Linked DNA regions of Homo sapiens: region 2 is linked to region 1. A link is a contact called in ENCODE Hi-C or POLR2A ChIA-PET data. All regions are on one chromosome and are shown on one strand. The core of a region is the stretch at or near the end of the contact, and the rest is flanking DNA. Distances in the headings are between cores, read along the strand shown. Region 1 has its middle 29 kb from the start of MIR4472-2. Region 2 overlaps LINC03088 (long intergenic non-protein coding RNA 3088).

Evidence for each region. A loop is a pair of places that touch in the nucleus more often than their neighbours do. ChIA-PET counts read pairs that join two places held with the same protein, here RNA polymerase II (POLR2A). Pooled maps may share reads with other maps.
Region 2: a map of heart right ventricle shows a loop between it and region 1 (2.4-fold over the local background). The contact joins two enhancer-like sites. A Hi-C loop is called at or near these places in 2 of 168 maps with a recorded cell type or tissue (Right ventricle myocardium inferior and heart right ventricle) and 2 of 50 pooled maps. POLR2A ChIA-PET finds 5 or more read pairs at or near these places in 1 of 52 experiments (activated CD4-positive, alpha-beta T cell).

The regions. Positions count from the first base shown.
Region 1 is chr12:116,453,816-116,460,151 of GRCh38, reverse strand. No RefSeq gene overlaps it. Among named protein-coding and RNA genes, the nearest start is that of MIR4472-2, 29 kb to the right of the region's middle. RefSeq lists enhancers at 2,749-3,248, 4,969-5,507. Within about 2 kb of position 4,376, at least 29 of the 41 ENCODE cell types and tissues checked have a DNase peak (open chromatin) inside an H3K27ac peak, as active enhancers do.
Region 2 is chr12:116,693,000-116,699,336 of GRCh38, reverse strand. It overlaps LINC03088 (long intergenic non-protein coding RNA 3088), which reads right to left. Exons shown (of 2, transcript XR_007063473.1): 2 at 1,158-1,482. Among named protein-coding and RNA genes, the nearest start is that of LINC03088, 35 kb to the right of the region's middle. Within about 2 kb of position 1,361, at least 4 of the 41 ENCODE cell types and tissues checked have a DNase peak (open chromatin) inside an H3K27ac peak, as active enhancers do.

The DNA.
Region 1 (6,336 bases), core at 3,127-5,626:
CTCCCCCACCGTGTAATTTTCTCTGTTTGGGGTTGGACTTGGTGTTTTCCCTCTTTTCCTTCTCTTTCTCCTTGCACTTTCTCTCATGTTAATTATATTAGTTGCCATGGAAACAGTGATGTCATTGGCACGGGCGCGCTCAATGACATCCAAAAGCACAGTTTATAGCATGGCTCGAAATTTATTCCATGGCTTGAAGCCTTGGGGAGGGGGGTTATATGGCGATTATATCTTGGGCACCATCTGGGCGTGAGGATGGAAAGTGGCAAGAAAGTAGCTGGGTTGGGGGTGGCTTTGCCAGCTTCCCAGAACCCCAGATACTGGGGGCCATTTACATTTGGAGTAGGTGGAGGACACCGTGTATACAATGAAGAATCATTTCTTGGCTTCTCCCAACACTCACTGTCTTTGCAGCACCCTGCCGCACATTTGTCCCCAATTTAGGATTTCAGAATCCTTCATGGAGTGGTGCTTAAAAGTGCTTAACACTGGTGTGTATACGTGTGTGTGTGTGCGTGTGTGTGTGTACGCGGGCCTATGCCTAATGCACTAAAGCCATGCTGTTGGTATGAAAATGTGATCTGCAGCATGCCACGCACGTTAGTTCATACACAGGGTTTGCATACACATGAGCACCCTAATTTGCCCATCTGTACTTCATTTTAGAAGGTACAGTTGCATCCACATGAGTGATTTTTGCCATCCCTCCTGCCCCCCAAGCCTCCCCACCACAGCTCACTTTTTTAGTGAGCTGCCTTTGCTGCAGCTGGAGGCGCAGGGCGGAGGGGAGGGCTGTGCAAAGAGGCATTGGGGCTGTGGTAGAACTTGGGGCACCCTGTACAAGGACACGTGCAGATGTGGGCTCCCCGAGCTCGCCCCCACATCGGGCTTTCCAGTTGCTCTGCGGGAGGTCTGCGTGTCTAGATCTGGCCCTAAGCAGACAGACCCTAAAGTGAGAGCCACTGGGCAGTCCCCTCCTCCTCCCTGGGGGCCCGTCGATGCGTTTTCAGTTCCTGTGGCATCACCTCGAGCTTGGGGAGGGAGGTCTGCAAACCCAGTGTGCAGGGCTAAGCGGGGGCCCCAGGGGTTCTCATTAATTCTGGAGGATTCATGTCTGAGATGGGAAGAACCCAGGGCTCCACAGAAAGGAGGGTTTCGAAAGGCAGGGTGGGAAGACCAAGGGGCACAAGGCACCAGCATGGGAGTCGGGGGCGTGACTGAGGGAGAAGGAAGAAAACCAACTCCCAACAGCTTCAGGGAAACAGACGGACTCAGGGCCCCGGAGGTGGGGAGCCCAAGGCAGAACTTCCGGCACCGCCTGCCCACAGGCCTCAAATAGCGGCCTCCAGCCTCCAGCTCCATCTCAGTCCCAGCTTTCTTGACATTGATTCCCGACAGGACCACTGCAGGGAGCCGCACCCAGGTTCACCTTTAACCCCACCTCGTGTCCAAAAATGTCACTGGACCAAGTGAAGTCACGTGCACAGCCACAAGCCATTGACTGTGACCAGGGGCGTGGCTTCATCTCATTGGCCGGGTTTGGGTCACATGGCACCAGGGAGACAGTATAGAGGATAGGTGTAGCCCTGAGACCGAGGTGGGGATGGGGGTATGGGGGGTGGGGGGGCTGGGGGGATGGAGGGTATGGTGGGACTTTGATGCTTATTTCTGCCCTCATCATTCTTAGGTTTCCCACCAAAGGTACTCGCCCTTATTCATTATAACCTGCAGACCCAGGCCGGATTCTGTTCTGCAGCAGCCCCAATACTTAATCTAAACCTGGGTTTTTCAACCTCAGACCTACACAAAAATGACTGCAGGTGTGGCCAAATGTCCTGCAGGGGTAGCTGTGGGGGATGGGGGTTAAAACCACCCCTGGCTGAGAACCACTGGTCTAAACCATCTCTGCTCCTATTCCTTCCATCCACGTTCCTCCTGTTACTCTCATTTTCTTTCTTGCTAAAACCCTCCATGACTCCATATTATTATTATTAGATCACTTTAGGTCAGCAGTTCGAGACCAGCCTGGCTAACATGGTGAAACCCCACCTCTACTAAAAATACAAAAATTAGCTGGGCTGGCGGCAGGCGCCTGTAGTCCCAGCTACTTGGGAGGCTGAGGCAGGAGAATCCCTTGAACCCAGGAGATGGAGGTTGCAGTGAGCTGAGATCATGCCACTGCACTCCAGCCTAGGCGACAGGCAACAGAGTAAGACACTGTATCAAAAAAAAAAAAAGAAAGAACAAGAAGAACCTCCAGACCCAGTACCCCTGAATAAACCATCGCCCCTGTACCACCTCCAGCTCCTGGTCAGTCTGCTGAACTGGAGATAGGAGCCTCCAGTGGAGGGGCCCAGGGTGCTCTAGGCCCAGAGGAAAGTCTTGGGAGAGCCACTCAGATGGGAAGCAGGTCCCAGTGGGGGAGAAGGGCACCAAGTGGAGAAAGGGGGCAAAGTAGGTCCAGGCAGTGGGAAAGGTAGGTGCAAAAGCATAGTGGCATGACAGGGTGTGGCTTAGGGACACTAAGACCCACAGACTCGTAGTAATAACAACCTCTTAGCACTGGGCTAGGTGCTATGTTGCTTTCTCATGATCAACCTCACAACAGCCCCGTGAGATAGGGGCTAGGAAATTAGTTAATATATACACAAAGCACATGGCCAAATCCCTGGCACACAGAAAGCCCTATATAGGTGTTTGCTATGATATTCATGGTACTGCTACTACTACTACTACTAATAATAATAGGGAGCCATGGAGGGTTTTAGCAAGAGAGAAAATGAGAGTAACAGGGAGGAATGTGGATGGAAGGAGCAGGAGCAGAGATGGTTTAGACCAGTGGTTCTCAGCCAGGGGTGGTTTTAACCCCACCCCCCATCGCTACCCCCACAGGACATTTGGTCTGGAGTCATTTTTGCTGTGACCATGCGAGGGGAGTTGTTCGTGGTGGCATCTAATAGAGGCCAGAGATGCCACTAAACATCTTACAACACAGGACAGTCCCCCACAGCAAATAATCATCCAGCACTGAATGTCAATAGGACTGAGGCTGAAAAACCCAGATTTAGATTAAGTATGGGGGCTGTTGCGGAACAGAATATGGGTTGTCAAAAGGAGGCTCCAGGCAGAACAAGGGCCCTGGGGTGGCCAAAGATTGGAAGAGCCTACTCCCCTCCCTTCCCTCCTCCCGCCAAGTGAGCGCCTCTCCTCCCCATCTGCAGTGTGTGCTGAGGGTGGGGAGGATGGTAGCAGAGAAGGCATGGGTGGGGCTGGCAGGGAGAAGTGCTGGAAAGTCTACAGGCCCTGGCAGACTGGCCAGTGACCTTCTCTCCAGCTCCTGTATCACAGGCTCAACATATTCCTTGAATGGGGGTAGATATCCTGCGTCGGGGTCTGGTTTGCCTCGCGGAACACCCACCCTGGAAATAGGGACCCGTCGCCACTCAGCTTGCAGATCACAAAACCCCAGGGGCAGCTTTGCCCTTCTTCAGTCCTCAGAGTTCCAAATGTGATTTCCTTCAGTAACATAAGCACAGAGGGAAGGGAGGAGGAAAGTGAGTGGGGAAAGAGAGAAACAGCGAGTCAAAACCAGTGAGGACCACCAGGACAGAGCCTGGGAGGGACAGACAGACTCAGCAGGAGAATGAAATGTGGAGAAAGAAAAACACAGACTGAGACTGAGAAAGAGAGATCGAGACGAAGCTGGAGAGGGACAAACGGAGAGTGGTGGAGAAACAACGGAAAACCCACGTAAGAGAGAGCCAGACAGATTGAGAGTGGCAAGAAGAAACAGAAATGGAGAAGGAGCAAAAGAGAGAGAAAGGTTGACGGTGGACGGGCAGACTAAGAGTGTGAGCAAGGGACATCTTTCCTTGCAAACTCCATGGTCCGCTGCCCAGTAACTCTCCAAGGCTTTGCCATATTTCAGCCACGGAACTGGGGAATTGGGAAAGTTTTCTCATCACAGGTCCGGGACGAGTGAGCATTGTTCCCATTATTGCTGGCATTCTCTGCGAACTGGACATTAGCCAGCAGGAAATTCCTGGGACAAATCTTTCCACTCAGAGTTTTTTTAAAACTTTTATTTATTTATTTTAATTTTTTTTCTTTAGGGACAAAAGAAAAAAAAGATCAAGAGGCAAAAAGAAAAAGAAAAAAAGAAATGAACCACCTGATACAGGAAAAACATATCTAGCAACAGCCTCAGTTGGGCCAGGGGAGGCTGAGAAGCCACTGTGTCCGCTGCGCTTCATTCTTCCCCTGGAAGGATTTATGATCTCACACTGCCATGACATCACAATGCGTTGCCATGGGTCCCACTTTATTATCATAAACAAAACGCCGTTCCTTGGGCCACTGCCTGTCTGAGCAGGAGGGGAGAAAAAGCCTCTGGGTAATGTGTTTTCTTGGGAAGGCAGCTTGTTCGGAAGTCTGAAAAGCTGCAAAGATAGTTGTACATACAGTTCCCTCCCTGTAGCCTCTGGACAAGGTTTGGGACGGGAACAAGAAGGATGAAGTCAGCTCCCTGCAGGAGGATCTCCAGCTCCGCGTGTTCTCACTGCCAAAAAGCAGCTTCCCCGGGCCTCCCTCACTGCTCCAAACAATGTTTTTATTCATTCACCGAAAATGCATGGAGTACCTACTGTGTGCTAGACACTGACAGAGCTGGGGCAGGGATCAATGAAAAACGTGACGCCAGCCCCACCCCTTTCAGAATCTTTAATACTTAACAGCCCGCAAATAACATGAATGTGTAAAATTGTAATTTGGGTTAAGTCTGCTGAAGGAAGCAAACAGGAAGCTAGGATGAGAATGGAGGGAAGAGGCTATTTACATGAGCAATCTGGGAGGGCCTCTCTAAGGAGGTGACATTTTAGACCAGACTTGAAGGAGAAGTAGGAATTGGCTGTGAAGGGCAGAGGGAGGTGGCAGTAACTAAGGCAGGACCAGCCACACCAGGAAGAGTGACCGTCGGGATCTAAGTTCCCACCAGGGGCCTCTTCCCACGTATTTTATAGAATTCCTGGGTAGCTGACTCAGATGAGAGGGCTTATTATGAGGAATCATCGTTGTCATGAGTCTGAGCTGAGTAAAGCTTCCGCACCCTGCCACAACCATGCCAGAAAACCCTCATTTCCATTGCAGAACTGTCAGATCGGCACTGTGAAAACAAGTCAGCCAAGAGCAGAAATACCTGTAGGACGCAGAGGGGGCTCTCCCCAGCATAAGGCCATTTTGCAAGAAGCAAATAATGCTCTTAAGCAGCAGGAAGGAGAGAGGGAAGGGAGGGGAGAGAAGCCTTGGGGACAGATGTGGGGGCACTGCCTGTGGGTCAGGAGGCCAGGTGAAGGACAGGTGGGTAAGCCGTCCCCGCCCCTCCCAGGAGATGAACCATGAGGGAGTTAGGACTCTGGATATAGAAGAGAACGAGAGGCCAGGCATGTTGGCTCACACCTGTAATCCCAGCACTTTGGGAGTCTGAGGCAGCAGATCACCTGAGGTCAGGAGTTCAAGACCAGCCTGGCCAACATGGTGAAACCCCGTCTTTACTAAAAATACAAAAATTAGCCAGGCGTGGTGGCAAGTGCCTATAATCCCAGCCATTTGGGAGGCTGAGGCATGAGAATTGCTTGAACCTGGGAGGCTAAGGTTGCCTCCCATGTTCCAAGACCGCACCACTGCACTCCAGCCTGGGCAACAAGAGTGAGACTCTGTCTGAAAAAAAAAAAAAAGAAAAAGAATAGAACGAGAGCTTCTAGATCATCTGAACAATGATGGGGACACGGAGGCCCCAAGTAGAGAAGGAGCTGGCCTGAGGTGGTACGGGAAGTTAGGCGCAGAGCCCTTCCGCTCACTTGCTGTGTGACCTTGGGAAGCTCACTTCACATCTCTGAGCCCCTGTCCCCACTGTAACATGGGAAGAATGCATATAAGGCTCTTTACACTGCTGCAATATATAGAGAGGGTTGTTTTTTGACCCCTACTTCCTGGAGAACACGTTCATTAAACCATGCTGGCTTCCCATTTGTTAGTTCATTTCATACTCAGGGTGGCCCTGACAGGTAAACATGGCTGTCCATGCTTTACAGATAAAGAAACTGAGGCCAAGAGGGGTTGAGTAACACACTCAAGGTTCCACAGCCAGGTATAAGGGCCAGATCCCCACCCTACCTGCCTGACTTCAAATGGAGTCCGTGTTCCCGACAGAAGCTTGGCCTTGTCCTGGGATGCATGAATGTGTGTATGGATAATTGGTACTGACCCAGAGACACAGAGCTAGGATGGAGACAAGGCTGAAGAGATGAGAGACCCAGCTTGCTGGCCAACAGTGATGGT
Region 2 (6,337 bases), core at 112-2,611, 240 kb before region 1:
CCGGCCTCTATTGGGTTTTGACATTGTCAAATTATCTTCTATACTGAGAGATTAAATTCAAATTCCCTTTCCTTGAATAACCTTTCTAATGGGCCGGGCATGGTGGCTCATGCCTGTAATCCCTGCACTTCGGGAGGCCGAGATGGGAGGATTGCTTGAGGCCAGGAGTTCATGATAAGCCTGGTTAACATAGAGAGGCCCTATCTCTATCTAAAGAAAAAAAATCCTTTCTACTGACCAGAGACACTTCTTTGGAGACCTTCATTTGGGGCCTAGACACTTAATAACAGTAATGACACCATGGGAAAAGAGCTGTCCAATCAACAACTGGGAATGGGGTAGTTTGGCCTGCAGAGCGGGAAAATCATAGGCAGATGCAACAGACCGCTGAATGCAGAGGTCTGCAAACTGTTTTCATAAAGGGCCAGACAGTAAAAATATTTCCAGCTTTCTAGGCCTTATACTTTCTCTAGCAGTCACTTAACCCTGCTGTTTTAGCTTGAGAGTAGCCAGAAACAATATGTAAACCAATGAGCATGGCTGTATTCCAATAAAACTTTAAAGAAAGGTCAAGGGCTGGATTTAGCCCTTGGGCCATAGTTTGCCAACCCCTGGCTTAGCAGACCAGCCTCAATTGCTCAAACTCCTTTCCCTGTGTTGTTCTTTATTTTAGAGGCTAAGTGCTAGAAAAGCTGGAATCTTCTTCTAAATGCTCCTAAATGCAGGTTGCAGAAAAACCATGAAAGGCCACCTTCAGAGAAGGACATTGACCAAGTAGAAGCAACAGGAATTTGGATTTCTATCCGTACAACAGATGCTCAGAAATGACAATTGTATGCTCTTCCCATTGTCCCTCAATGGAAGGCTGGGTGTTTTAATTAGCTAATGTTGGCAAATTGCTTTGAAGAAAATTGTAAAATGTTTCATCCTACAAGTGCCAAGAGTCTTAATTAGCTTTCCTTAAAGATACCACCTGGAAATGTGATATTGTGTTGCTTGAGGTCCAAGCGTGCAAGAATAACCTGCAGATGAAAAACCGGTTTTTAAGCAAACATCACCGAATAAATGGATCTCTGCATCGACGTCACATTTTCTTCCTCCGGCTGAATCTGATTCCCAGCAGCTGGGGTATTAAACCCCACAAATGGAGGTTGTGGTGGTGGTGGTGGTGGTTTTATTCTGCGAGAGCCTGGTGACAACGGGGGCATGAAACAAATTAACCCATCTATTTGTTGCCGCCGCCGTTGCCTTTAGGATTTTTAGCCTGTGCACTGGAGGCCCGGCTCTGGCGTGTCAAGGTTACAGAGAAGAGGAGGCTGGCAGCCACTCAATCATACAGCAGGGCTGGCTCTCAGATAACCCGGTCGGGGAGAGATGTGTGCATGCTCTGTCGCTCTTAACAGCTGGATAATGAATTTGCACTCCAACACTCTTGTTTCTTGTGGTGGCAGCCACGACAGCAGCAGCATCTGATCTGTGTCACTGTCAGAAGCAAGTGAGATGTAGTTAATATGGACCTTAGCCACTGAGATGCATTGATTTGGAATCTCTGGCCTCTGACAAAGTCCCCGCTAAGTTGGTGGGGCCAGGCCCCGTGTGAGAGGAGGTGGCAGGGTTTAGGGGGAATCAGGGGTCAGGATTCCTCAGTCTTGGCACTAGTGACATTCGGGGCTGGGTGACTGTGGTGGGGGCTGTCCTGGGCACTGCAGGACGTTCAGCAGCATCCCTGACCTCTCCACCCCCTAGATGCCGGTAGGAGCCAGCATCCCCAGCTATGACAACCCCGAATGTCTCCAGACATGGCCTAGTCTCCAGTGTCCTCTGGGGGGCACAATCGCCACTAGTTGAGAGCCACTGGCTTAGGGTTAGAAGCAGGGCTTGGAGTCCCTTTTGTCAAGGACACACCTGGAGCAGGGACCTCATGGAAAGTCAGCTCCAAGGTGGCTCTTGATTTCTGTCTCGCACCCTCAACTAATCCCTCAGCAAATCCCTTCTAGAAGCTACAGCCTGGATGGCGCAGTCTTTTTTTTTTTTTTTTTTTTTTTTTTGAGACAGAGTCTTGCTCTGTCATCCAGGCTGGAATGCAGTGGCATGATCTCGGCTCCCTGCTCCCTCCACCTCCCGGGTTCAAGTGATTCTCCTGCCTCAGCCTCCTGAGCAGCTGGGATTACAGGCACCTGCCACCACGCCCAGCTAATTTTTGTATTTTTAGTAGAGACAGGGTTTCAGAATGTTGGCCAGGCTGGTCTCGATCTCCTGACCTCAAGTGATTCGCCCGCCTTGGCCTCCCAAAGTGCTGGGATTACAGGCGTGAGCCATTGCGCCCGGTCCTGGATGACACATTCTGATCCAGACCACACCTTACCACCCTGGGGCTCCTCTTCCCCTTCCAGCCCCTACATTTCTTGCCTAGGTGACCCAGCATCCTCCCACCTAGTCCCCAGCTCCTCTCGGCTCCTCCTAGGCTGTTCTCCTTGCAGCAGCCAAAGGAACCCTTTGGAAGCTTAAGTGAGAGCATCTCTGGCCCTGCTGGGACCCCCAGGCTCCATCACACTTAGGCTGAAACCCCCAGATCTCTCCCTCGAGGCGTGCATGCTCCCACCTGCAGTGAGGGCGCCTCCTCCAACCCCATCCCCTCTGCCTGAGACCTTCCGTCCACAGACATCCTTCATCTGCTCTGGGTCCTTGCTCAAGTGTCCCTCACCGGAGGCCTTCCCTGACCCCTGCCTTGAACAGCAGTCCTCTGTCTTCCCTAGCCCAGGAGTTATCAGCCTGGGCACCAGTGACATTTAGGTCTGGATAATTCTTTGTTGCGGGGGCTGCCCTGTGTGTTGAAGGGTGTTTAGCAGCCCCCCTGGCCCCTACATTCCAGCACCTCCCTCCCCAGATGATGACAACCAAAAGTATCTCTAGACATTTCGAGATGTTCCCTGGGGGGCAACATCGCCCTGATTGAAAACCACTGCTCTATTCCTCCCGCTTTCGTTTCCCTCACGGCACTCTCTGATATCCTGATATCCTCCCGGTTTGGTTGTTTGCTTGTCTTGCTCCCTGGAATGCAAGCTTTGCAAAAGCAGGGACTTAGGTTTGATTCTTGCTCTATCTCCAGGGCTTGAACTAGAGCTTGGCACATTGTAGGTGCTCAATAAATGTGTTGTGTTGAAGGCATGAACTTCGTACTTTTGAACAACCAGGGGAGGTGATGGGGTCATGGAGTTGGGGCAAGACTGGCCTACAGAATGTGCTTTGCTGGTTATAGATGTCTGCTTTCTGCGAGTTCTTACAAATACAGAGAAAATTTCAGGAAACCTCCAGGAAACCTCATCCAGGAACTGCTCTAAGAAATGCTCTGGGGCTGGACACAGTGGCTTACGCCTGTAATCCCAGCACTTTGAGAAGCCGAGGCGGGTAGATCACTTGAGGTCAGGGGTTCAAGACCAGTCTGGCCAAAATGGGGAAACCCCATTTCTACTAAAAATATAAAATATTAGCCAGGCATGGTGGTGTGTGCCTATAATCCCAGGTACTCGGGAGGCTGAGGCAGGAGAATCACTTGAACCCGGGAGGCGTAGGTTGCAGTGAGCTGAGATCGAGCCACTGCACTCCAGCCTCCAGCCTGGGCAACAGAGAGAGACTCTGTCCCGCCCCCACCACCCCCCCCCCAAAAAAAAAAGAAAGAAAGAAAGAAAGAAAGAAGGAAATGCTTTGGGCACAGGTCTGGGGCAGAGCCCAGCAAGCAGTGTTTTTAACAGGTGCCCGGATGTGTCTGCAGCTCACACTTGGAGAAACACTAGCCTCTGTTAGGAGTTAACTGTCCCTTGGGTGCAAGCATTTGCAAACGGAAGGATAGGGTGGTCAGGAGATTCAGAGAACATTCTAACTTTTGTTTGTGGATGCATTGATGATTTCCTCTGTGGCTAGAGATGGCACCTGGAATCTGGTTATGTAGCAATTTTTCCGCCTTTCCTTTCTTCTCTTCTCTCAGCATGGCTAAGACACCCAAATGGTCAGCTGTGGTTCAGTGCCGAGTCCTACTGACCCAGGCACGTGCATTGGTGTTCCAGGCGAGCTGGGCATGCACAACCGCGTCTTCCTCCTGCCAGCCCTGCTGTTTTAGCTCTTCGGCACTTGCCTGCTATCTCTGCTCTCTGTAGTCAGGGTGCAGTCCCGAAAGGTTTAGTGATTAGGAGAAACTTACTTCCAATTGAGGTTCTTCCAACAGCTCTGTGACGTCGGGCAAATTACTTAACATCTCTCAAACTCAGTTTGCTGATCTATAAAATGGAGATGACACCTTGCCCTCCCTTTTGCCATGAGGATTAAATTAAATGAGCAGAGTCCTCCTCCCGGGCTATCCACTCTGAGCACCGAGGAGTTGCTACCATTATTTCCTCCTTATCAGGGGCCCTCATTTAACCCACTCGGCCCTTGCCAAGGGTCACCTGCCTCCTCCTCCCTCTTCCTCTCCCGTCCTGCTCCCCCACCTCTTCTGTGTCATCCGTCCCCACCAGCGAGCAGCCCCCCTCTCCTGACGATCCTCCCCTCGCCCTCCCCTCGCAGCATGCGGATCTCATCACTGTGATTACACCGTGTTAGCCACAGTGATTGTTCTATGCCTTGGCACCTCATTACTGAAATAAAGTTAACATTAATGGGAGTCCTGCAGCTAATCCCTCCGCTCACCTCTCCTGAAAATGCATTCCGGTGATTAGCAGGAGAGACACATGCATATATTCATTTTAAAACTGTTCCCCTCCTCCCACCCTCCCTTCGCTTCTACCCACAGACACTGGGAGATGGAGGCCAGGGGGTCTTTTAGCTGCCAACGGGCTGAGGACGGAGACGGGGAAACCATCCCGAACAGGGACTCGGCAGGGCCTGGGGAGCAGCCAACTACCCCCCCAGAAAAAGAAACATATCCGTTTCCTTTAGGTGGGGTGCAAGTAAAAACAAAACCAACTAGCAAAACACATAGGCCCTGGAGTGGGACAGATGAGGGTGTTGCGGGGAGGGGGGCAGTGTGGTCCTAGCCCTGCCACTTACTAACTAGGACACTTTGGTGAAATTGTCCTAACCTTGCTGATCTCCAGTTTCCACCTCCGATGAAGGGGGATGCTAACTCACATCTTAAGTTCCAGTGCCCTGGGATGAACGTGTCAGATTCAGATGTGGGAGATCCCAGCCCCACGACTCCAGCACTTGCACGGTTCGCTTCCCTCCCCTGGCCTATGGAACTGGGCGTCAGCTGTGTCCATGGGGTCCCTCTCAGCCCTCCCCACTCCCAGTGCCGGGATGTCCCCTCTCCTCTTCCGTTCCAGAGCGGGCGATGCCATCCCATGCACAATACAATGAAACTAATTGCTTGGTGGTGCATTCTCCTTTATAAGAACTACTAGCCCCCAGGGACTCTGCAAACCTGCCCGCTTGCCGATCTGCAGACAAATAAATGATCCTCCCCCAGGACTCAGGAGACGGGCTCCCGGGTCTGCTCAGGTAACCCGCGGCACTCCTTTGGTGCATTTTTCCCCGTCCTGATTAAAAGTGGGGGCAGGTGACCCCCGTGCGACTCCCACTGGCGGCAGCCAAGAAACGGGAGCCGGAGAACAGCAGAGGGAGGCGTGGGACCCTGTGTAATGAGATTCGCAGACGCCGTTCCTCACCCTCCGTGTCAAGGAGACATTTTCAAAAAGGTTTGACACAGCATCCTCGAAGATCCCTTTGCCAAAACACAAGGTGGAGGCCCCTGGAGTACTTTAAGCCGGCTTCTGTTAACAGAGCAGTCCGTATGCATATTATAATCACGCCGCTCCAATGCCCCGTTAAGCAGCTGTTCCCACAAAGAGGGACAATAGTCCAACCCCACCCCTTTTAGAGCTGATTTCAGTCTTGTCTTTGCTGGTGCCAATTCTTTGATCAGTTTTCACTTAGGATCTGGAGGGCATGTTACAAAGTGCTTTGGGCTGTCTGCCAACAGGCACCTCACTGGCACATGACAACAGCCCAGAAGTGTCAGTGCTGGGAGAGAGACAGAGCTCGCGGGATGCCTTTTAAAAAATAATTATATTTGAATTTTAAAAGCAATCTTCATATATGTAAGTAGCTTCATTTATATGGAAAACTATGCTGGTTCCTCTACCCTTTTAATATTTGATGTCGCATCAGCTTCCTTCACAGTTGGGATAAGCGGTCCGTGGCTTCTTGGGGACTTTTTGGACTCCTGGGTTAAGAAAAAACAATGAGAGGGCTAGAGACTATTATTTCTTTCCCATTTCTCCTCCATTCCCCTTCCTCCTGCACCTCAACTGGATGCTTTGTTGCTAGATCGATTGTAGAAGAT